Regions from separate parts of the Mus musculus genome. Here regions 1 and 3 are each linked to region 2. A link is a loop called in an ENCODE intact Hi-C map of the cell type or tissue named here. Cell type or tissue: heart. All regions are shown on one strand. Region 1 overlaps Mir100hg (Mir100 Mirlet7a-2 Mir125b-1 cluster host gene). Region 2 holds the start of Gm36170 (a long non-coding RNA gene). Region 3 overlaps Mir100hg (Mir100 Mirlet7a-2 Mir125b-1 cluster host gene).

Evidence for each region. A loop is a pair of places that touch in the nucleus more often than their neighbours do. Peaks named below come from ENCODE experiments on the same cell type or tissue, not always from the same donor. Only the 100,000 strongest peaks of a DNase experiment are listed, where the experiment ranks them.
Region 1: a loop joins it to region 2, with 2.4 times the contacts of the local background. A loop is called at or near these places in 4 of 42 quality-filtered maps.
Region 3: it touches region 2 in a loop (2.4-fold over the local background); 4 of 42 quality-filtered maps call a loop at or near these places.

What each region holds. Positions count from the first base shown.
Region 1 is chr9:41,470,117-41,478,116 of GRCm38, reverse strand. All of the region lies in intron 3 of Mir100hg (Mir100 Mirlet7a-2 Mir125b-1 cluster host gene), which reads right to left. Among named protein-coding and RNA genes, the nearest start is that of Mir100, 57 kb to the left of the region's middle. In heart, no CTCF peak of the experiment used is centred here; DNase peaks (open chromatin) are centred at 2,546 and 3,336; H3K27ac peaks cover 920 bases.
Region 2 is chr9:41,886,751-41,894,750 of GRCm38, reverse strand. Gm40513 (a long non-coding RNA gene) reads left to right here. Exons shown (of 3, transcript XR_003948132.1): 2 at 7,187-7,239. It overlaps Gm36170 (a long non-coding RNA gene), which reads right to left and starts at 4,489. Exons shown (of 2, transcript XR_379303.2): 1 at 4,094-4,489; 2 at 2,352-2,538. RefSeq lists an enhancer at 2,238-5,741. In heart, a CTCF peak has its summit at 3,929; DNase peaks (open chromatin) are centred at 3,960 and 4,090; H3K4me3 peaks cover 1,460 bases; H3K27ac peaks cover 3,112 bases.
Region 3 is chr9:41,458,505-41,466,504 of GRCm38, reverse strand. The region is part of intron 3 of Mir100hg (Mir100 Mirlet7a-2 Mir125b-1 cluster host gene); the gene reads right to left. Among named protein-coding and RNA genes, the nearest start is that of Mir100, 69 kb to the left of the region's middle. In heart, no CTCF peak of the experiment used is centred here; a DNase peak (open chromatin) is centred at 4,484; H3K27ac peaks cover 1,350 bases.

The DNA of each region.
Region 1 (8,000 bases), 420 kb after region 2:
CCCTGCCTCAGTAGGATGTGCAGGCTTCGAAAATTCACACGTGCTGCCCACAGAGGAGTTGTAGCTATTCAAAGATAACTATTCTGTTCTCATTCTTCTACCTTGGGATTTGTAAGCATCTTTAAAGGCTTGGTAATGAGTATATTCAGCGTTGCAGGATATACTGACTTCCCAGAACTGTCTTTCTGGTCGAAAATGTAGCGATAGACAACATGTACACAGACCGAATTTTATTTTAGTAAAAATGTGGTTGAATAGACTTGACCCATGAACCGCACATGTAACTCTCTGCCATACGTGTTTAGCAAGAACAAAACATCAAAGGTAGAGAAAAATGTCTAAACTTGTTTTCTGGCACGAGGAATAATAGTGGTGAATTTTGTGAGACCTCCAGATGTCTCCTTAAGGTCCCATCTGAGATGAGAAGGTTTCAACCATGTTCAGTATTCTTACCACCATCAGGAGACACATAAAGCTATAGGACTTTTCTATACCTACCTCTGGACCACACTCTTCCCTGAGAAAGACAGTTCTGATATTGTTAAAGAAAATATCAATCACACTTGTGGTAAAAGGTCACTACATTTTTTAAACAAATTGGTCCTTTGAGCAAGATGAATTCTAATGGATTGGTTTATTAACCTAAAGGTTGAACCAGACTGCGAGTAACTAACTGATTTGTTCATAATTAGTATTATTTATAATTATTTTACTTGGGAAAAATATCACCTTAAATGTCAGGATGTTTTTTAATTGCCTCAGATGAGATTCAAAATAATTGACTTTGCAAATGTATTTTTAAAAACTCATTTAAAAATATCTGAAATTGCTGACAGTTTGTGTAGAAGAGGCAACATATCGATATTCATTACTATGGACAGAGCAGAAATTGATCCATGATTTTTTTAAGCCATGTGAATTGTGATCACTTCTGGACTCTAGAACAGCCAAATTGCCCATGAAGAAATTCATATCCTTATTCTTCATTAAGTATGCACTTGAGTGTCCTATGTTAATATTTATATATACTTTTCATTAAGTGCAGAATGAATATATGTTTGGAAGGAGAAGGAATGTGTATATATGCACACACATATAGTTGTATATGCATGCGCATGTGAGTGCATCTGCATATATATACATGTATATGTATATATATGTGTGTGTGTATATATATATATATATATATATATATATATATATATATATATGCGCATGTGTGTGCTTGGTGGTTTTAAAAAACACAGCCTTTGGATAGAATAGCAACTATTGTGCCTTTGGATAGGATATTAACTTTCTACAGGTGAGTAGGTAGGTGCCTTAAACTAAGCATCATTCTAAATATTTGCTCTATCACTTGATTGGTAGAGATGAAAAGACGCAGGAGAAAGTTTCCTTTTATTAGCAGCTGGGACAAACGTTTAAAATAATTGGGAGGTGTGGGGCAATCACTAGCAGAAACCCAGCGGCAGCATCATGAGGAGAGCTGGGCACTTGTCAAGTCACAAACCATTGATGTCTGCGGGTCAATGGTGCTCTTCAAATGTATGTTTAGATACATGGAGGAAGGCTTGTGAGAATTCCAGGTGACAGAGGAAGGAGAGATATCAAACACTTCACAAATGGCCTACTCTGCCTTCCCCATCTGACACACTCACAGCTGAGGAGAAGCAGAAAGAATATGGCTACAGGTGTCAAAGCCAGCTAATGTTCTCATAGGCAACCTCCATTAGCCTGATCCAAGACACAGACCCAAGTCTATGTCTGACACATTTTGGTGAAAAAAAAAGAATCACAAGTGACCTGGAAAGAACATTCTAGAAGGGGGGAGATTACGACGGGATTATTATTATCACAGCCTGTCATTTGCTTCTTCTAAATAGTCCCACCATATGCCCAAGACATGACATTGACTCCTGTGTCCAGGACACAGACATCTCACTCCCCCAGGCATCAATCACTTATCTGCATGAGAAACCGAGCTGAGGCTAGAAAAAGAGCATTTGATGCTGTCAAAAAAGGGAGCGAATATGAAGTGTTCCATTTATCAAAGAGATTAGTTCTAAAAGTCTGGGGAGCTACGTGTACACAAGTAGGAGACTGGGTTATGGGTGTTGACTTACATGCATACTCCTCTCTCCCAGACTCAGCAAACTCCCTGCTGAGAGTAGCAAGGCTCTATTAACTGATTAATTATTATTAATGCCAACTTTTATTTAGCTAGCAATTATAATCTATTAAGAGCATTTCTTCGCATCCTCTTACTTATTCAGTCTTTGGAACAATCCTGTAAGGCTTGTCAGTAATATATTATTATCTCCCTTTTTAGACAAAGGAAAAGGAAACTCCGGGGTTTCCTCGCTTAAGCTAATCCCACCGATAAATGGCAAGTTCTAGACCAGAACACAGAATTTCTGACTGCCGGTCCACTCCCTAGAGGGGCTGTGGAAAACCCAAAGGAAGAAAGGGAAAGTGGGAAGCGTTGGTTCAGAAGTGAAAGAACCCGGAAAAGCCTGCAGACCAGAATTCCTTCCAGTTTAGGTCAAAGTAGGAGTAGGTGTGGCTCTGTGACACACAACTGAAATGATTAGGTCGATTGACTGTGAGCCACATTTGCTCACGCTGAACTTCCTTAAGCAAGTGGACCTTCGATGTCAATCTCTCCGCACACTTGTTTCTTGCCAAGTTTCTTAAGCAGCCTAGTTGGAACCAACTTCAGACTCGATTCAGATTCTATTCTCAAGCTCTGCCTCTCTCATACAGCAACCTTGTTTCTTTCTTTTGTCCTTTCTGCAAGCTCACTCCTTGCCCTCCTTTCTTCCTTGATGATGTTCCCAGTCAGTGCTTTCCCCCTTAACCTCTACTGACCACTCTCATTTTGGTCTATCCATTTTCCCATGTCCGGGGGTCTCCTGTGCCTCTTTACCCATGAGCCCCCTGGCCATCCTCCCTCAGGCTCTCACCTGTACTCAGCAGCCACAGGCACCACAGGTTGCCCTTCTGATGTCTTCTTTCTGTCCGTCTGAGGACTCCAGACTGTCTCCAGGGCCTACAAGCTGGAACTGTGCAGTCTTCGGGCTCTTTGTTTTTTCGCTTCCTTGGTTCACAGCGCTAGTAAATAACAGCACACACTAAAAGATGGTTTCGGCTATGTTTCTTGCCTCCAGCCTCCAGCAGTGTTATCTCAGACCCCAATATTGCAACAAAGAAATCTCACAGTTGGCTTAGTGAAAACCAGTACAGGACAGGAGCAGAAAACTTCAGCGCTTCCCAAATTGCTCAGCCCCAGCTGCCCTCCGGGGGCTCCCCCTAGTGGGAGATGCTGAGCACGACAGGCCAGCACTAGGTTTGGGTTGGTGCCTTGGGGTGGGAGGAGGGGAGTGCATCGAAAGACACAGAGTACACTGTGTCCTTCTGTGAGCAACAGCCTCTGTGTGATTTGCAGGGCTGAGGTCCTCTGAAATTAACCAGGGAAATCCTTTGGATATCCAGCGTTCTTAGGACCTGGAAGACCCAGAGTGCAGGTGAACGTAGTCTGAGAAGACAATAAGCTTACAGGGCTAATACTATATATGCACATGGTGATTGGCGATCATTTGCTGCTGCTGTGTGTCCAGTTTGGACTGGTTAAAAAAAAATGTCACGCAGGCACTCAGTCACACATGGCCGTTCTGGAGAGACAGGCACGGTCTCTGAAGTCTGAGAATAAGCATAATGGTCCAGTTTCCTGGACTCTCCTGGCCTATGGTGTCCCAGGGACCTTGGCTGCTTTCTGTCGCCCACTGTGATGAATGCAAACTGCATATCCAAATAGCATCCTCCTCCACAGAGATGCAATCTCATCCATTCTAACCTGCCCAGCAGGCAGGTAGAAAGTAAGAAATCGATAATTCTCTTCTGCAGAGACTTAACAAGTGGTGCTTTTGGTGCTATCAGTCAAACCAAGGGTGAAGGGAACATCGGGACTGATTTTCCTGACCTCCCGCCCAGGACACCCAGACTGTGCTCCACCTCTGGGGATGAGGGAAGAGAAGCTGAGTTCAACCTCAGGGCAGGGCAGCGAGCTTCACCCTCTGAAACAGGGATTGGCCCCCCCCACCCTGCAATGTGAAAATAGTGTGTTTAGCAAGATGCAGAGAAAGGCAGCAGCCTGCTCCTGCAGGCAAGAATTCAATTCATCATTATGTCAAATGGGGAAGGGGACCCATAGGACCAGCTGGAAGCTCTTTATTTACCAGTTAGTGAAGGGTAAATGACCAAGGAGATCTTCCAAGTTGATGACAGTGATTTGGTGCTGATGCTAGGTAGCCACCCTCCTTGTGATACAATCTCCTTTCACCATCAGACCAGTTGGGAAACCTTGACTGTGAGATTAGAAAAGCCCTATTTTGGTGATAAAGAAACTGAGGTCGGAATGGTTAATGGACCAGCCTGTGATCAAATCGAAATCTCTGAAAGCTTAGAGCCCATTTCACATGGCATACTACCACATGGTCTCATCTAGCAATCCTGGGGAGTGGGGCTTTCGCAAGGAATCAACATAAAACACTTCCTATTTACTCGGCAGACAAAATCATAAGCCGAGGTTCACTCATCTCTCTTCAATTCTACTACCTTCCTGCAGTGCTGGGGGCAGCACTGTACTGAACCACATGGGTGTTCAACCAACCAACCCAACAAAAACAGCAACAAAAGACTTAAAGATGGGCATGGTAATGCAGGCCTGTAACTCTAGAATGCAGATGGTGAAGGCAGGAGGGTTCAGAGTTCAAGCCCATCCTCGACCATGTAGCAAGTTCAAGACCAGCCAACGCTCTATAAGACTGTTTATCCAAAGAAAGAAAAGGCAAAGTTGGACTTGGTATAAGATGGATGGTAACATTATATTTCTTAAGAACTATGGTTACTTCAAGGGCTCTTTTATGGACACTACAGGATTAGTTTCCAAATAGCAATAGCAACCCAAGTAAAAGAAGCTTATGATATTAAGATGCCAGTGGTAATGATAATGAAGAAGAAAACCCAGTTAATGGTATGATTATTGATCATAGTGGGTCAATCACTATTTCTCAGACCTGTCCTGGGTCCTTGGGTTGAGCAAGAGTTAAATGACTCTGACAGTGTGCTTCAGTTCTGTTATAAACTCACATCAAGCCAAGCCAACCAACCAAACGTAAACAACAAAAGATTCAAAGGTGGGCACTGAAGTGCAGGCCTGTAATTCTAGAGTGCAGATGGTGAAGGCAGGAGGATTTGGAGTTCAAGCCCATCCTCAACTATGTAGCAAGTTCAAGACCAGCCCAACTAAGACTGTTTCTGAGAGAGAGAGAGAGAGAGAGAGAGAGAGAGAGAGAGAGAGAGAGAGAGGTCAAAGAACTGTAAGAGAGTTGCAAAGACTTGAAGGGTTAGTCTCACTCTGCTACAGAGTTTCCATCAGAGTCCACAAACACTGCTCACAATGTAGCACTGGTATACTGAGCATGTAAGTAATGACTACTCAGTGGTGAGAAGCAAGGAATTGAATGAGGGAACAGAGTTGGGTCTTGTTCCCTCAGAGTTATTCAGAGCATGCATTTCTGCTTTAGACCCCACCAGGCAAAGTGGGGTGGACCAAGGATGTGCAGAAACCATAATTGCCAAGAGATGTGAAACCAGGCCATGGGAAATTTTTAAAATGGAGCTGCTTAGATAAAGACCTAAATTTATCATTAATGTTTTCAAATATCCAAGGGGTTATCAAGTGGAAAGTAAATGATATTTGTTCTGCCGAGCTTTAGGGGATAGAATGGGGTCATATATTCCAGACAAAAAGTCCAAACAGAATGCCTTTTGACTTACTCAAAGAACAGTGTTCTAAGAGACATGGCAATACATGTTTATAGTCCTTGCATTTGGAAGGTAGAGAAGGCAGGGTTACAAGAGATCCCATCTCAAAAAACAAATTCTGCACTATTGATAAGCCTATAATTCAGTAGGAATTAGAAGTCACTTCTTATCTAGAAAAGGCTAGGGAGTCTCTGATTTTGGTCAAAGAGAAGACCATCCATTGAGGCCAGCCAGATCGAAGTGATGTTTGAGAATCCTTCTAATTCATAATCTTTGGTTGATATATATATATATATATATGGATCATAGGAGAAACTACAAACAACAAACATGTGGCCTACCTACACAGCATTTCATCTCCTGCTAAGGGACCTCATGGTCTAATCCGACAGCCGTCTAACTCCTAAGTGTGCTTCATTTCTTTTCCTGGCTTTCTCTAAAAGACTAACTTACCCACTCAGGTAAAGACTATAAGGCCTCTTAAATAAGGCTACTGACCTTCAGTTTGGTGGGAATCATTGAGAAAAACGTATACTTCTGCTCTCTGAGTAAACGACACAAGAAGCAGCTCAGATTTTAAAGAGATGCTGAGACTCTACTCCATTTGCAAGCTACCCATGACTGAAACCCTTCCGTGACTTCTTCAGGTGAGAGGCTGACAATCTCTGCAGGCAGCCTCAGGGAGCCATTTGGTTACTGAGCATGCTCCTGGGGCTAAGGAATAGTCACTTGCACATAGTATGTGTCAGCAAGTCATGGAAACAAGGGAGAAGAAAACAGAACCCTCAGAGTGGCCCCACATTGGCATTTCTTAGTCATTCAGGGTTGAATGCCCCACCCCGGTGACATTGCTAGTTTACCCTGCTCTGCCCCATTTTGTGATATTGATAAGTTTTATAATGCAGGCAGGAAATATAGAAAAATAGAAACAAGATAAATAAAGAAGGGTGACTAGGTTGCTAGGAACGAGGGAGGCAGGAATATAAGGGAGCTTTGGAGCCCCTTGCATGATATATGCTGTAAAGGAGCTGTAGAGATTTGGAGAGGTGCACAGCTCATGAAGGAGGCAGGCAAGAGAAAGAACACTCTGACCAAAGAAAGGAGGGAAAAGCTGAAATTGGAGGGTGGAGGAAAAGACAGGAAACTGGGACAAGAGAGGGAAATTTAGAGGGATGGTGATGGGAAGTGAAGTCCCAGAGAGGTACTGGATAGAAAAGACTTTTCCAAAGCGACATGGATGGTATCAAGAGATGATGGGATGAGTATACAGATTCACATGGCAGGCAAAGGAAAGGGCAAGAAAGACCTAAGCAGAGACATGGAAGTTAGAGTCATCATGTGACTTAGTTTCTCCATTTCTCTGACTAGTTCACTTTACAGAGAAACACTCCTAAGAGCTTCCTCCGGTTGTCAAGGACTGCAAATACATCACAACAACAGGATGTCAATCAGGTGTAGATAGAACACCTCCTATGTGTTCAAACATGTGTCAGAAATAGAGTAAAAATATTAGTAAAATGCCTTCCGCAAAGTGTCTCACGGTGCTCAGAGCGATGCTAAGGTAATTGTATACAAAAGGAACCTGGTGGGACCAGGCCTGTCCTCACAGTAGTCATAAAGGACCTGGGAAAAGAAGAGGAAGTAATAGCCAAGTGTCAGATTGGAAGGCTCGTGAGACATACTGGGCATCAGCAGCTGTCATGTCATAGACAGTTAGTTTTTAGCCTGGGACTGAAAGAAAGGACCCCTAATCTCAGTTGTTCAGAGAAAGGGCCACTTTGCAGTCAGTGGATACCCAGACCAGGATAGGCCTCAGGACAGTAGGAGTGAGCTAACTAAGATCTTTTGATAGATCTGCTTTCCCTGCATGGCGTGGTCAGATCCACTGATGTGCCAAGTGAGAAAATGGTCCATATGCAACCTCCCTGCTCCCCCGCTTTCCTGTCCACTTTGCTTGTCTGTCTGCCTGGTTTGCCGAAGAGCTCTTTATTCTCTTCCACTCCAAATGCCTCTGTTTCAGGGAAGCGTTTGCATTTTCCTTGGCCTAGGTACAGCTTGACGAATTCTTTTAGGCTAGGCCAATTACAACAAGCTCGAAAATTGCTGAGCCAAGTGGTTTCTTCAGAGATCTGCTTACATTCCCACCCCCGTCCCTGCACAGATCAGGGGGCCCC
Region 2 (8,000 bases):
GGGCTTATGGGATACCTCAGGGGTAATGTGCCTACTGCCAACCTTGACCTGGTTTCACTCCCTGTGACCTACTTAATGGGAGGAGAAAACTAACTCCTGCAAATTGTTCTGAGTGGGTCAAGGTGCACAAGTACACACATGTGGGTGCTTTCCCAATACCCCCCCTCACACACACTACGTGTGTAAGTAAAAATGCAATAAAAGCTTTTAAAAAGAGAGAATGCTGTGGAATTGCCCGAGGGATTCTTCTCTGCCAGTGTGGATGGACAGGAACCAAGAGGCACTGTTGGAACCACAGACTCCTCCACAGGGATAAGAAAGCAGCTCTTAATGGTTTCACTACTGTCTTTAATCACCAAGAAGGTTGCCTATAAGGAACTATCAACAAGGCAGAAGACCCCAAAGTCTCACTGCTCTCCTCACCCGTGGTACTGGTGGAGTCCAAGAAATGGTCGTGAGTTCTTCTACTTTCCAAACGTCCAGAGGATGTAGACATGGATGCCGTGTTCAGCCAGGGAAAAGAAACAGTAGTGATCAGAACGTGGGTGGGGTAAGCTGGCTCTGGCTGTCTGAACCTGATCTGTGCAGCAAGTTTTCAGCTGCTTGTCTTAGTGTGACAAGACATCAGAGACAAATAAAGAGAAGTCTTACTGTGGGTCACAGTTCCAGTGGCTTCTGCTTATGACAGCCTGACTTTATTGTTATGGGCCTGAAGCAAAGTTGAATATTGTGGAGGGAGAGGGAGAGACTGAAGACAAGATGTTCTCTTTAAAGGCATATTGTGATGTACGTCCTACTTTTGTTCTCCTGATGGTCCATTCAGAGACACATGTTAGATCAGAGCTCTCATTATCCTATTTCAAGGTTTCATCTCTGAGCGCTGCTGCACTGAGGACCAGTATTTCAATTATGAGTCTTTGGAGGAACATTTCTTAATTCAAATACCAACAGTGACATTGTGGAAGATGAGGAGGAAGAGGAGGAAGAGGAGAACAATGAGGAGGAGGAGGAAAAAGAGGAGGAGGAGGGAGGAGAAGAGGAGGGAGAGGAGGATGTATTTGGGAAGACTGGTGGGCTGCTGAAGAGATCAAAAGCCTCTTCATGTAGGAAGTACCTGAAGGGTCAGAAAACACTGAAGGGGGACAACTCAAGAGTTTTGTTCAATATTAGAAAGGCTTTCTGCTGTTGCATGAATGCTATATGGGTCAGCTATGTGAGCAAGAGAAGCGAGCTAGTCAGGGTTGTGAGAAGGCTGAGCTGCTGTTGCACAACTTCCTCACCTCAGGAAGGACTGGCCATTGTGTGCAGGACCAGGTGGCAGACATGGTGGAAAACCTTGCAGTTTGCGATACTTGGATGGAGTGTGAATTTATTAAGAATTTACTTTTGGAGACTTGCTTCAAAAGTATTTTAGTGGGAGAGGTAAGAGAATGAGAAAGAGGAATGGAGTGAAAATGACTGAAGTTTATTAGAATTAAAAAGAATTAAAAATATAAAGAAAGTGGACTCCAAGGGTGTAGTTGGTAGTATAGCACGTGGACTGCATGCTTGAGACCCTGGGTTTAATCTGCAGCATCAAATATGAATAAATAAACGATCCAACTGCAGTTTTCTACCACTTGGCAGATCTAGCAGCTTCCCTTTGCACTTAGAAACAGTTGCTCACTGCCCAGGCGTCCATGGTGCCTGCTGATGTGGTCCTTTGAAGTTTTATCTGCAAAGTTCTTTATCTTCTGACTCACTCCCTGGCTCATCTCTCTTCTCTCCCACTGGCCTCCTGTAAATTCCTCTAACCCTCTACATGGGCTCCCACCTCAGGGATTTTGCATATGTGACTCTGTAATCTGGAATGATCTTTTTCATCCTTCAGAGCTTTGTTGAAATCTCACCTCTTATGACCACTCTCCTTAGCAGATAGTCTGTTATCTTCCACTAATTCCTCACAGTGTTTTGAATGTTGTAATTACGTATTCAGTCATGTCTCTTCTAGCTCTAAACACACAGACACACACACACATATGTACACACACACACAAACATATATACACACACATGTATCTCCAAGTTCTAAAAAGGCATCTAGCTCTTGTTACTTGATAAAGAACTGTAAAATAAAATGAAAACAATCACAAGAGTGTTAAAAAGAAAATAAATATAGCGTGTTCTTTTAATTTTTTAGGAATCTGAGAATGTTTTTTCTAAGTGCGGCCTGAAACCTCAAAGTTATAAACACAAAGACTCCCTCCCAACTTTGACAATGTTAGGCATTTCATAATTAAAAGAAGATAAGCTGAGAAATAAAAAACCTTCACAAATTATAGAAGAAATCTCTTCAAATCAGTAAGACTAGATGAACAAACCTATGGAAAATGGTTTAATAAATTTCAGAATAAAAACAAGTGAACATTAAACACACTTAGATGTTGTTACTGAAGACGTTGGGTTTTCTAGGGTGTGGGCGGCGTATACCTGGACCACAAACACTTGGGAGGCTGTGGATGGATAATGAGTTCCAGGCCAGCCTGGGCTGTACAAGACCTGTTTCAAAGCAAACAAATAAACAAAATTGAAACAGACAGATGGACAGGTACCTCATCAGATTTTCTCCTGGTCGCTCCGTAAACACTCTGGTGGTCTGTGTGCAGAAGTAGTCAGGTATTCGTACACCATCATACACATAACATAAACAGCTAGCATTCTTGAATGTATTGCAAATTGGTGTCAGTTTTTTTTTTTGTTTTTGTTTTTGTTTAGAGATTTAGCCAAGTCTATTGAAATTTAAAATGTGCCTTCTCTTTAACCCAACACTGTTTTTTAAGTGTTAATTTTAGGAATTCATTCTTAAATAATCCTGTCCCAGACTGCAACACAAATCCAAGTCTTTAGGTTTAGCATTGTCTTCGTAAGCAAAAAACGGCAAACATCTGATGATTCAATACCATTCATACAAGAAATGCCGACATACCAAGCAGCTATGTAAAAGAACCAGGATCCAGGTCTATTTGGGAGTTTCATTTGGGAGACACGTGACTAAAGTGAATGGATGTCTGATAACGTTCTATGAAATATGAAGATTTGTGTATTGATAAATCTCATGAATATGTCTAGATAGGAAAGAAAACGCAGCGATGGCTGAAATGCTGAGCTATGGATATAATTGGGAAATTGGATTTAGGGAGAAAACTCCTTTTTATGGCAGACATTTTGCATCGCTTATTTTTGCATTTGTTTAACCAACGGGGAGGGAGGAGAGAGGGGGGCGGGGAGGAGAGATTTTCCTGGAAGAAAAATGGCGACTTTTTCCTGAGTGTCACTCTGTGCATGGTGGGAGTTGTCCCATCTAGCTTTGAGGCAGAGCAGACGCTGTGTCAATGGTTTCCCTTCTCTCTCTCCCATTCTAGCTGTAGAGGGAAAGGCACGTGGACATGGCAGGTTTTTTTTTTTTTTTTTTTTGCAAGTGTCATGAAATCTGGGTTGGGAGACACCTATATCAACTCAAAAACCTTTCAAACAGAAGATTGCCATCCCACTACGCCTGTCAGAGAGGGTGGCTGGTCCCAGAAAGTCCTCTTGTGTGCCTTCGTTGCCAAAAAGTCCAGCAGTCCTCTTTCTCCCAAACAGCTCTGGACTGGAGTCCCCCTCCTTCTGACTCTCAGGGAGGGAGTCCACAGGCCACCCGCTCCATTGCTCCATCCCAGCCCTGGCCCCGCCACTTCCCAGCAGAGCTTGGCTGTTCCTTGAACTTTCAACGCTGGTTTGATTTCCTCCTGGGGTACCACATGCTGCTGTGCAAACAGAGCACGTGGTCCCGCTAAACAAAGGAACAAGTGTGCTGCAAACCATTCCCCCCACCCCGTTCCTCCTCCCCCTCCCCCGATCGCGCCGGCTGCACCAGGAGAGGGCCAGGCCTTGCTTGCACTGCCATTTGTCACCGCAGCCCGCACACCCCGCCAGGCCTCGGGGCCCCGCAGGGATGGAGGGGGAGCAGGGGCTCGAGCCTCTGCTGCTCCCATCACCGCCCTGGAAATAGCATCTGAGCTCGCACCACCCAGCTTTCCCCCCCCTCCCCCAAGCTGCTAAGATTTCATTTCACCTCCGACAGGCTTCATGGGGACTCGCTGTGAAAAGATCACTCTCCCGGGACGCGGGCCGTGGGAGGGGGCCCGGGACTGTATACAGCTGTCAAAACGTCTCCAACAGGAGGCTGAGGCCCAGCTGCTCCAGCCTGGCTCAGGCGCCGGGCACGCGGGGAGCACAGTGGACCTATCAGTGCTGCACCGAGCGGTAATTGCATTAGGATTAGTTATCTCCCGCGCCTAGCTCATTAGCCCAGAGGATGGCTCGCATCCAGCACGAGGATGGCACCGGGAGAGGGTGTGCGTGGAACAGGTCGTGATAATGAAAGACTGCTCTCCTATTCTCCGGCTTCCCACCCGGCCCTGTATTCTCCGCCTCCCTCTTCCTGGAAACCTCATTTCCTGACTTTTTCCTGACGGTCTTATGAAATGTGCAATTTAGGAAGATTGCAATGAAGAAAACCAAAAAACCCACCACGTAGGTGGGGGAGGAGGGATTGGTGCAAAGGGTGTGGGGCCAGGCAGGAGTCAAGGCCAGCGGGGGTGGGGGGTTGTAGGGGGGAAGCAAGCGCTTGGCACGCTCTTGAGGCCAGTGCTAGCAGCTGCAGAAAGCTTAGACTATCTGGAGAGTTCAGCCTAGGACCAGCCTGAAACAACACCCACTCAGACTGAGGTAGTCTCACCTTGCTTAGAGGCTCCCTTAGAGGAACTAGCTCCTGGCAGATGGGACTCAGCCAATAATTTTTTTTTAATCGCACCTAGCATTACCTGAACATTGCCTGAAAAAAATTCTCACACTGAATGAGAATTTTGAAAAAAGACACACGTGGGACTGATGAGAGGACTCAGCTGAAAAAGCACTTGCCTCACAAACAAGCTCTGAATGCGAATCCTACTGCATCTAAAACCCGGGTCCGGGTGGCCTGCCTGAGATCCCAGCTCTCAGGGGCGGGGAGGGGAGGAGCCCTGTGCTTGCTTGTTTGCAAGTCTTGCAGGATCCAGGTCCAGTGAGAAACCCTGTCTCAAAAACAAACAAACAAACAAACAAACAAACAAACAAACAAAAACACACAGTGGAGAGAGATAAAGGAAGGCAGTGCGTTCACTTCTGATCCCCCCCCCCCACATACACACTGCAAGCACACATGTGAAGCACACAAACACACAAAATTAAAAATGAACAAAAGTCGTCATCAACTCAGGGTAACTAAGAATAAAAACTCAATCCCTACCAGACTGATCTATCACTATGTGGGTACTCTGTCAGGCAATCTAATTTTTCTAAAGATCCATATATTTCCGCAGGTTTATTCGCCCATGTGGAAATTGCCCAACATAGACCCAAAGTCATCGTATGGTATTCAGTAATGTTAGTTCCTCTGTGTCTTGTCTCCCTTAAGTAGAGCTAAACACACACACAAACACACACACACACACACACACACACACACACACACACACACACACACACACACACACCACTACCAAAACTCTTTGCTGTCTCAGGAGGAGGTGATTAACATTCTCACAGCCCATCTGAAAGGGCCAATGGAGTACAAAGTTGTTTTATAATTAAGAAATGTATCAAACTCTGGGTAGGACTAATTGCTGTGCAAATTTGATTGAGGCCTGTGAGGACAGGATTGCCTTTAATGGCTGCAGCATAGGGGACCATTTAATATGCTTCAGGAAAAGTCCAGTACCCAAGCCTCCACACTGGAGGCGATTGCATCACCAGCCATTAGGAGCGCTCCTCCATGGTTCAGAAGGAATACACCAGGGCTTTGCTTAAATAATTATTTTGAAACTGGGAGGTTTATGGAGAGTTCAGGGTTCAGATTTAGAAATGTCAGAAATAGAGTTTTTATTTGTTTCCATTGCACGTAATGAATTGCCCTTTAAATAATGAAGGGAGGAAATGCCAAGTGTTACATACTCCAGTGGACTGCCAAATGTTGAATCAGCCACCCCCACCCCAACTTTCTCCTTTGGGACTGGGGCTTCAAAGCCACATACATTAGAGAACTGGAGCATTTAAAAAGTCCACAAGAATCATTGGTTTACAGAGAGCTACATCCTTTCCTTAAGTCTACAGTCTGAGCCTTTCCAACTCCTTGGCTCTCCTTTGTCATTGGGGATCCGCAATGGTGTCTTAGGTAAGGTTTCTATAACCGTGATAAAAGCAACTTGAGAAGGAGAGGGTTTATTTCGACATATAGCTTGGAGTCCATCATCTAGAGAGAAGTTCAAGCACTAAATCAAGGCAGCAACAGAAGCAGGGGCCATAGAAGAGTGCTGCTTACTGACTTGCTCCCCATGGCTTGCTCACTCTGCTTTCTTACACCACCCAGAACCACCAGCCTAGGGGGTGGCACTACCCAGAGTGAGCTGAACCCTTCCATATCAACCACCAATCAAAAAAAATGCACCACAGGCTTGCCCACAGTTCAAACTGGTTGGGGCATTTTATTAACCGACATTCCCTCTTCCAAAATGTGTCAAGTTGGCATAGAACTAGCCAGCACCAACGGTATTGATGGGAAGTGGGCAGTGAAGAGGAAGCCTTACAATAGCTCACTTTGTGTCTTAGTCACATTTTTATTTCTGTGAACATGGTGCTAGAGCGGTACCTGGGAGCTGGGAACTTACATCTGGTCCACAAGAAGGCAGAGATGGAGATACAGAGAGAGCAAGAGAGTGAGAGAGACAGACAGACAGACACACACACACACACACAGAGACAGAGAGACAAAGAGACAGAGAGACAGAGAGAGAGCAGGAGAGTGAGAGAGCTAGAGACAGAGAATGAAAGAGAGACAGTAAATGAGAATGAGAGACATAGACAGAGACGGAGACTAGGGCTGGTCTTAGCTTTTGGAAACCTCAAAACCCACCCACAGTGGCACACCTCCTCCAACAAGGCCACACCTCCTAATTCTTACCAAAATAGTCCCACCAACTAGGGGCCGAGCATTTAAATATATGACCCTATGGGGGGAGGGGAGGGTCATTCTCATTCAAACCACTATTCTTGGGTTTGACTTATTTGTATGGGATATAACTATTGTTCCTTTGACAGAAAGTCCACATACATGTGGTTAACTTTGTAGGAATGAGGAATCCTCCTCCTGCTGGCTGATGTCCCAGGTTCAGCTTCTCACTGGTAAGTATTATTCACAGCCTAAAGAACTGATGGTGGTCCTAACTACTGGAGAATAACATGCTCTAAGTGACGCTTTGTTTCTTCTGAAGCCAGCAGCTTTCTCTTTTACTTCTGCAGTGCTGGGATGCCCTCACTAGATACTGTTAGCCTGCTCTAGAACTCTATGTCAAAGCAAGTCTGTATTCTTCATAAGCCACCCAGCCTCAGGTAACTCTGCTCTAGTAACAGAAAACAGACTCCAACAATGTTAAATCCAGGTCCGCACTCTCTTATCACCAGAGTTCAGTCTTCAGGAGCTTCCTTGTTTCTCCCATGATTCCATTTCTCCTTGGTGAGGTTTCAAGGTGGATCCTTCTCTATTTCCAGGCTGCAGTTATCCATGCCCCTCAAATGAAGTCAGAAGCTACCCACAACATGGAGTCTCTCAGGTCAGGGATCAGCCTGGAAAATGATTGTTTCAAATAACATGGAGCAGTCTAGGGCAGGGCATTGCTTGATCCCAACAGCCTGCTGTGGTTAATGCTTCTTATTTGCCCAGTGTGTTCTATGCTTTTCTCCTTCTGTGTCTCCTGTCGTGGTCAAAAGTCTCCAAATTCTCCAAAGCACACACTTCTCATTGCCCCAGTGGAACCTCTTTCCTTCTTAGCTCCTCCAGGGAGTTTTTCTAAACAAGTGTGGTCCCTATAAGAACAGATACCACACAAGCCAGATCATTCTGTCTGTCTTACCACACACATGCTTTGGGTGCTGATATTCATGAA
Region 3 (8,000 bases), 430 kb after region 2:
GGGGCCACAGAAGAGAAGAAAATAGTAGGGAGTGGAGAAGAAAGGAAAGAAATTCAAGATGGCCAACAGCACCTTACCAAAGCGCACAGCTAACTAAGAATGTCCGCTTTTGCTCGAATTTCTGATGCTGTTTTGGTTTCCTGTGAGACACAGGCCTTCACAGCTGCCTATTTGGCTCAGCTATGATCAGTGATTTTGTCCTTTAAAAGGTTGTGCTTCAGGGCTCCCAATGGAGGAGCTAGAGAAATTACCCAAGGAGCTAAAGGGATCTGCAACTCTATAGGCGGAAAAACATTATGAACTAACCAGTACCCCGGAGCTCTTGACTCTAGCTGCATATGTATCAAAAGATGGCCTAGTCGGCCATCACTGGAAAGAGAGGCCCATTGGACACGCAAACTTTATATGCCCCAGTACAGGGGAACGCCAGGGCCAAAAAGGGGGAGTGGGTGGGTAGGGGAGAGGGGGTGGGTGGGTATGGGGGACTTTTGGTATAGCATTGGAAATGTAAATGAGCTAAATACCTAATAAAAAATGGAAAAAAAAAAGGTTGTGCTTAGAGCTTTATACCTCTCCAGCACTGGGCCTGTCACATACAAGAGAAGATAGGCAGGGGGAAGATGACATCACCATCAACCACTCCTTTAATCTACTAAGAAAAAAGGAAGCAAAAGGAAGATTCCTGTCTGACCAGGGAAATCTCAGGTCCAGGTGTCTGGAAGGACCCCTCACTAACTACATTACAAGAGAGGACATTAAACTGTGTGGGCAGTGACAGGGCAGTGACCACCATCATCAGCAATGAGGAAAGAGCCCTGAGCTGTGGTCTTTGGTACCATTTGTGTTTTTGAGCTCCCTGGTTTGTTGGACTTAGTAGCAATAAGATTCTTAAGTCAAAGTCTGATGATGCAGTTGTCCACAAGAGTTTTCTTCTATGTCTGTAGTTCCTTCTATCATGTACAGTGAGTCTCACTATGACCCAAAGCACAAGGGATGGCCATGCAAGCACAAAGGGACCCAAGTGAGCACAAGCCTGTCTACGTGTTCTCACACTTAGCCTCTGCTGCTCCCAGCACCCAGGAGTAGAGGGATCTCTCAGAGTGTGTCTGGCAAGAGATGCCTCAAACCCTGTAAAAAGCGGGAGACTCACATATCCAACCAATTCTGTCTTTAAGTTTCCGCTCAGAATTCCCTGGTACTCTGATTACCCACGTCTAAACTTTGGCTTCTCCACCCATAGAGTGGAAGCTGTAAAATTGGTGCATCTCAGAGAATGACTGAGAAAGGTGAAAGGAATAGTACTGAACTATCAACACAGGACCTGGACAGCACTGAAACAGCCAAAGATGGCTCTGCCCCTCTTGTGAATATTACCATGGCCATGTATGGATGGCAGAAAGCAGAGAGAGGAGAGGAGAGGAGAGGAGAGGAGAGGAGGAGAGGAGAGGAGAGGAGAGGAGAGGAGAGGAGAGGAGAGGAGAGGAGAGGAGAGGAGAGGAGAGGAGAGGAGAACAGAGAGACAGACACAGAGACACAGACAGACAGACAGAGAGGGAGGGAGAAGGGTAGACAGACATAGATAGACAGAGTGAGACAGGGTAGGGAGAGAGGGAGGAAGGGAGAGAGGAAAGGAGGCAGAGACAGAGGGGAAGGGGGAGAAGGAGAGAAGGACAGATAGAGGGAGGGAAGAAGGAAGAGAGGGAGGGAGGAGAGAGAGAGAGAGACAGAGAGAGAGAGAGAGAGAGAGAGAGAGAGAGAGAGAGAGAGAGAGAGAGAAATATCAGTCACCCCCACAGCCTGCCTATGATATCCATTTTCAGGAGTACAGAATATGTCTCCAGGTCAGGCTTGCTCTCAGAGTGAAAGCAAGGAACAGCACCAGAAAGGCCTGCCCTCACAAGATGGGCACCATGCCGGGTTACGCCTGGTCCTGAGGAGACATCGCTAAAGCATTTCAACAGGGCTCCTCTGAGCCAGCTCCTGGGGCACACACAAAGACCCATTCAGGGTGACTGCAACTCTGAAAGCCAGCAGATGCTCTGAGGGGCCTGGGAAGGGGTGGAGAAGCCACACAGAGCCTGGCACTAACCCTCTGGGCCCCGCCCTGGGCAAGTGGGCCTGGAGGGCTTGGGTCTGCAGCCACTCCACAATCTTTGTTTCTCCCTCTATTTCTTTTTCTGACCACGGTCCAGGGCAACAAGGACACCAGCTGCCATAGAATAGATTGAATAACGTCCCCCGAGGAGGCTGGAAGCACCACCTCTCTAATGCCAATCCATTTGGCAGGGTATTCAATCGAAACAGGCCATTACTAACTGGCTTGCTATTGCCAAGTGCCTCTTTAAAATTGTGTGTGTGTGTGTGTGTGTGTGTGTGTGTGTGTGTGTGTGTGTGTGTGTGTGTGTGTGTGTGTGTGTTTTCATATGTATATGTATTGGTGCATGTGCACATGAGGATGCAGATGTGCTGTGTACATAGACCAAAGTCATCCTTGGGAATTTAAGCCACTCCCTTTAAGACAGGATTTCTCCTTAGGCTAAGCTGGCCAGTGAACTTTGGAGATCGTCCTGCTTCTGCCTCCCTCGAGTTGAGGTTGTGAGCCTCTACCACCACACCCAACATTTTTACGTGGATCCTGGGAATCGAACTCAGACCCTTAAGCTGGCAAGGAAAGCATTTTACTGGCTGATCCATCACCACCACCATCCTGCCCAGTCTTAAAGGTGCCTCTTTGGGGAGGGAGGATATACCCCTCAGAGGTTCCTAGTCTGAGCAGATACAGGCTAGAACATGGAAGTGAGTTATTCCCCAAGATTTACAGGTGGCTCCCTGTCCTTTAGCCTCTAATTTCCTACCTGCCAAATGACCTGTTGGAACTCAGAGTAGCTACCATGTGCTTCATCTGAGCAGCAGCCTGGTTGTGGGTCCCTCCTTCCTCTCCATGTCATGTTGACTTGCAAGGAGAGTTCCTGGTCTAGGTGTCCAGCTTCAAAGATGCTTCAAGGACCACATTCCTTGGATGCAGACAAACAGGATTACCTGCTTTGCTCTCTCTCTCCTAATACACAGAAGGCTGTTGTGTGAAGGACACAAGCAAACCAAGAAGCAGAAAACAGAGACTCTTGAAGTCATCAAGGTTGGATGACATGATCTATAAGTCAGCATCCCATTCTAGAAAAGAGCTGAAAGGACTTCTCAAATCAAGGCAGTTGTAGGTCAACCAATCACTGCAGTCCTCTGGATGTGTGTATTTATCTGGACATCATGCTCTCTCCCAGCCATTTAAAAAAAGTATATGGAAATTGTCTGCTTGTCCTCTATGTTCCCAGTGGTCAGTTGCTGTACTTAACACCAGCACCTCCCAGTGCTAACACAGAGCAGGAATTTAGTAAGTGCTTACTGAGCAAAATGAATGTGCCCCCTCGCTCGAGGGCTCTTGCTGGCACAGCCACTCACTTCTTCTCTTTCCCAAGAGTATCATGTAACCTTTGCTCTCAGGAAGTTCTGACTTGCGTTTATCTCAAGTCTCTTTTATGCATATATTTCTGAGTTTTATTTTTTCCCTTCTAATTTCAAAAAACAATTGCTGGTCATGTGCCTCACGCTTATCAGAGTAACTGCAGAAGTCAGCCATTCTACAAAGTCAGCTTTATTTAAGGAATTAAATTGGAAATGAGCATTTGAGATCTCGGGGCCACCTTTCCCTTTTGATAGACAAATAGCAAAGAATTTTTTAGATGAAGTTTGAGACAGACACAGAGGTACACCTGTAATCCCAACACTCTACAGGCTAAGGTGGGAGAACCATAAGTTGGAGGTTAGCCTATGCTACAGAGTGAGACCTACCTCGAAAATGATACCTAGAGGATTTTGATCAGCTAGAGTCTTGGCATTACAGTGACGTTTTGAGGTGAGCCTCCAATATGCCATGCTTATATTACATGTGTAAGTATATGTTTAAGGGACAAATGTGTAAGAACCTATTGTCAAGAGCTGATCAGACTAGAACAGGGAACCATCGGAAGGCAAGAAAAGCAAACCTTTTCTCTCTGTGGTCCTTTGTTTAAAATCACTAACTCATTGGTGAGGATGCAGGAAAGTCCCAAGAGTTTAAACAACACAATGAACCAAAAATCAAACTTGAGAAAACTGGGACGGGGGTAGGGGTGGGGGGTGGGGGCTGTCAATTGGTACAAATTGAGGATGTGATGAAAGTCCATTAAAGGACAAATGTCATATGCCCGTTGCCCTTTCAAAAGAAATGTTTGTGCGTTTTCACTGCTAAAGCAAGTTTCCACTGACCACACATTCAGAAAGCTAGCAAGAATTGCCCTTCAGCAGCCCTCAAACTGGCAGACTCCTTCCTTCTGGCCAGTGAGCTCAGGGTCTGCGTGACTGCAAGGCAAGTCATTTGGGGACACTGGAATTCTGAGCTAGGAGCCAGACGAGGCAACAAAGATAAGGTCTGGACAGAAACCTGGCAGCCTAAGCAACATCTGCTGGGACCAAGGGTTTGGCTCTGGCTCCTGCCGGGCTTGCTAGGGCTGCAAGCCGGGAAGCAGGCCTGTGGTGCTCCTGACAGCAGGTGGCGCAGGAGAGCAAAAACCAAACCCGGCAGGACCCAAGAGGAAGCAGGAACCATTGTGTTCTTCCGGCCTTTGCAAGTAAGCACCATTGTCAAGGGAGGCCACGGAGACCATGCTCGCCTCTTAACGTTCCACACATTTCCTCGGTGGGGTACAAAGTTACATGTGGGTCTTTCTCAGGGAAAGAAAAAAACAAGATGGGCCTAGAGATAAACCTTTCAGGAAATGTGCCACGAAAATCCAAGATTCAACATTGTACATTGATTTCAGAAGCCGGAGCTGAAAGGTGCAAACCACTCTGAACTCTGAGACAGGGCATGACCAAAGTTCAGTTTCTGAAGTTCCATCCACATCTAAAAAACAAAACCAAAACAATAACAAGGAAAACACCCACCTAACGTGACTGGCGGCAGTCTAGAACGCAACAGTTTTGAATAGCCACAGCAAGAAAGAAAACACAGGTGCATCTTTAATGAGACTAAAAGAAGCAACTTTAATGTCTCTCTCCTTCTAAGCTTGTCTCCAAATACATCCTTTGTGGGAAAAGGCAGTGTAAAGGCTCCCTTCCCACATAAATACCCAGAATTCCTCATATTCTGTGTTCCACAGGGAAGAGAAATTAGTCCTTCTTGTTCATTCTTTTTTGTTTTTTTTTGTTTTGGGGGGGTTGCTTGTTTGTTTGTTTTTCAAGACAGGGTTTCTCTGTATAGCCCTGGCTGTTCTTGTTCATTTTTATAGTATCACAAATTTAAGAACCTTATGCAGTAGAAGATTCTAAGTGCTGGCGGTGGGGGTGTACCTGACGTACAGGGTACAAAAGAGCCCTTCTTCTCAAATACACAATACCCCGTGAGCCTCAAAGCAGTAGGGGGCAAAGATGTTCTTCAGCTGTGTAGGTTGGCTTGGGGGGAAACCGTGAGTAAACGAGAGGAATTTTCCTTGTTTTTCCACTTGGTTTCCTTTTGTGTTGGGATTTCTTACACAGGCAAGGAGCTCTCTAAGCACCAGTGTTATATAAACCAGTGTTCAAAGTTTATGTAAGCGTGGAGAGCAAAGAGCTCCCTGGCTTAGAGAAAGTTGGTGGAACATTCAATGCATTTGTTCAACATTCAAGGCTCCCCAAAGCTTCTGGACGTTTTGCTTCACTAGTAGATGTGTTCTGGATCTATCATATGACCTACCTGCTGCCGTGGTGGATGCCCACACCATAGGTGTTTCAATGACAGAAAGTGTGAGTCAACAACAACAAAAAACAAAAAGAAACAGTTAACAGTACGAAGAAGAGAGAAGTCAATACCTCGGGGGCCGGGGGAGGGGGTCGGGGGGAGGGGGAGGGGGCCGGGGGAGGGGGTGTCAGGTCAGGAAACATGATGTGGAGGGGTATGGGTGGGAGTTATTTTATGTCCTGTGCCATTGTATATGTTTGAAATGCCTTTCTGCTCCGATAATTTTCCATTTGTGAATGATTTCTGGTCTTCCCGAATTGGTCACACTGTAACCCCCCTAAATCAGCATCCTGACCCTTACGAATCCCAAAGAAGTCTTCCACAGGAATGACACTCAAATCTTGATCTGTTACACTCGCCACTCGCCACCTGGAAGAGCATTTGGGTTATTTCACTCACTGCCTCCTACAACCTGCACCTAAGCCGCATCGCTAGCTACAATCAGAATGGGCACAGTTGCACCTCCAGTAGAAGATAATTGCTTTAGAATATCATCAATATTCTATGCTTAACATTCTCAGCATGTTTTTAATTGTAGCAGTCTTACTCTAGATAGCACAAGATCCTGCCTCAAGGCTCTCCATGCCCCTTCAAAGCTACAGGTTCACAGCCTCTACACTGGGTCTCCCCATCTTAACAAAGAAAAGGAGGAGTGTTTCCACTCATTCCCAGCAGACTGGAAGAGGACAGACACTAAGGTCAGCTTGAGACCCATTTTGCATGGTTGTTTTCCAGTCTGCATTGAGTATGACTATTCGATAGAAATGAGGTCTGAGTGATTCAATTTGACATGATAGCACTCTTTCATTTAATTTTAAAATAAATAAGGCTATCAATTTTTTTTTATTTAAACGCAGTTTAATGGACTGTATGACTCTGACACGTAGCAATCTGTTAAACCCATGTTTGGTTTCACAGATTTGTAATGCTGCGTAGTTTTAGTGGTGATTATCTTCTGAAGATCTGCTGGCTCTTTCTCTCTCTCCTCTTCAGGGGGAAGCTAGGAGATCCAGATGGCAAGGAAGGACTCTGTCAAACATATGCAGTCTCATCAGAAGGTGCCCATTCTTACAAACACCTTTTCCTTTACCTCTTTATGTAGCACACGAAGACTTAGTACACAGACCACAACTGGTCATACAGAAATCAATGGGACGTGGGGAGCCTAGCTCCAGTAGATATTTCTGCAGCATACATCGCCCCTGCATCTGTGGTTCAGAGCCCATCAAGGAAGAGGGGGATGGAAAGATTATGAAGGACCAGAGTACCATTCTCTCTTTCTCTGTGCTTCCTGTGTGGTGATAACGTGTGGTCAGCCTGTCTGTCTGTCTGTCTGCTCCTGCCTCCGTGTTTTCTCTGTTTGTCACCTTGCCTTTTCCTCTATGATGACTCTCTCCTGAAACTACGAGCCAAAATAAACCCTCTTCACCTCTAAAAACAACAAAAATAGAAACAGCTTGGATTTCTTTAAGCCCCTTCCACCCAAATGAATCTTCTTTCCACGTGTATTTATTCCGGTAGTTGAAGTTTCAACCAGGGTGATTATAACAGTGTTTCTCCACTGTCCCACCTCAGGAGACATAGGAAACTGTGTAATTTCATGATTGGGACCAGTTGACTAGGATTGGGAAGGTTTTTAAGTTATTTATTTATTTATTTATTTATTTATTTATTTATTTATTTATTTATTTATTTACTATGTCTATGTATGCATACATGTGTGGATATATGTGTACCACATGTATGCAGTGCCTGAGGAGGTCAAAGGGCATCAGACCCCCTGAAAGTGGAGTTACCATTGATTCTGAGCTAACTGGTATGAGTGTTGGAAACTGAGCCCAGGTCCTCTGCAAAAGCAGTAAGCAGTTTTATCTGCTGGGCTATCTCTCCAGTCCCCAAGGCTTGGTGGCACCTTATATGAGGCTCCCTGACAATATTAATTACAATCAATTACATTTAGGACAAAATATCTTTGAGTGATAATGTTCTAAAAGATAGAAAAATGTGGCATTTATGTAGTCTCTTTAATGACCATTTCCTATTTAGCAGTGCCTACCAGCTGATCTCAGATAGTACAGAAAAAGTATAAACTGTTAGGTGGTTGAAAATGAAAAAAAATAAGAACAAATAAAAAGGTTTAAAAGAAATACTTTATACTACAAGCAAAGAGCTTCATTGTTGTTAAAGA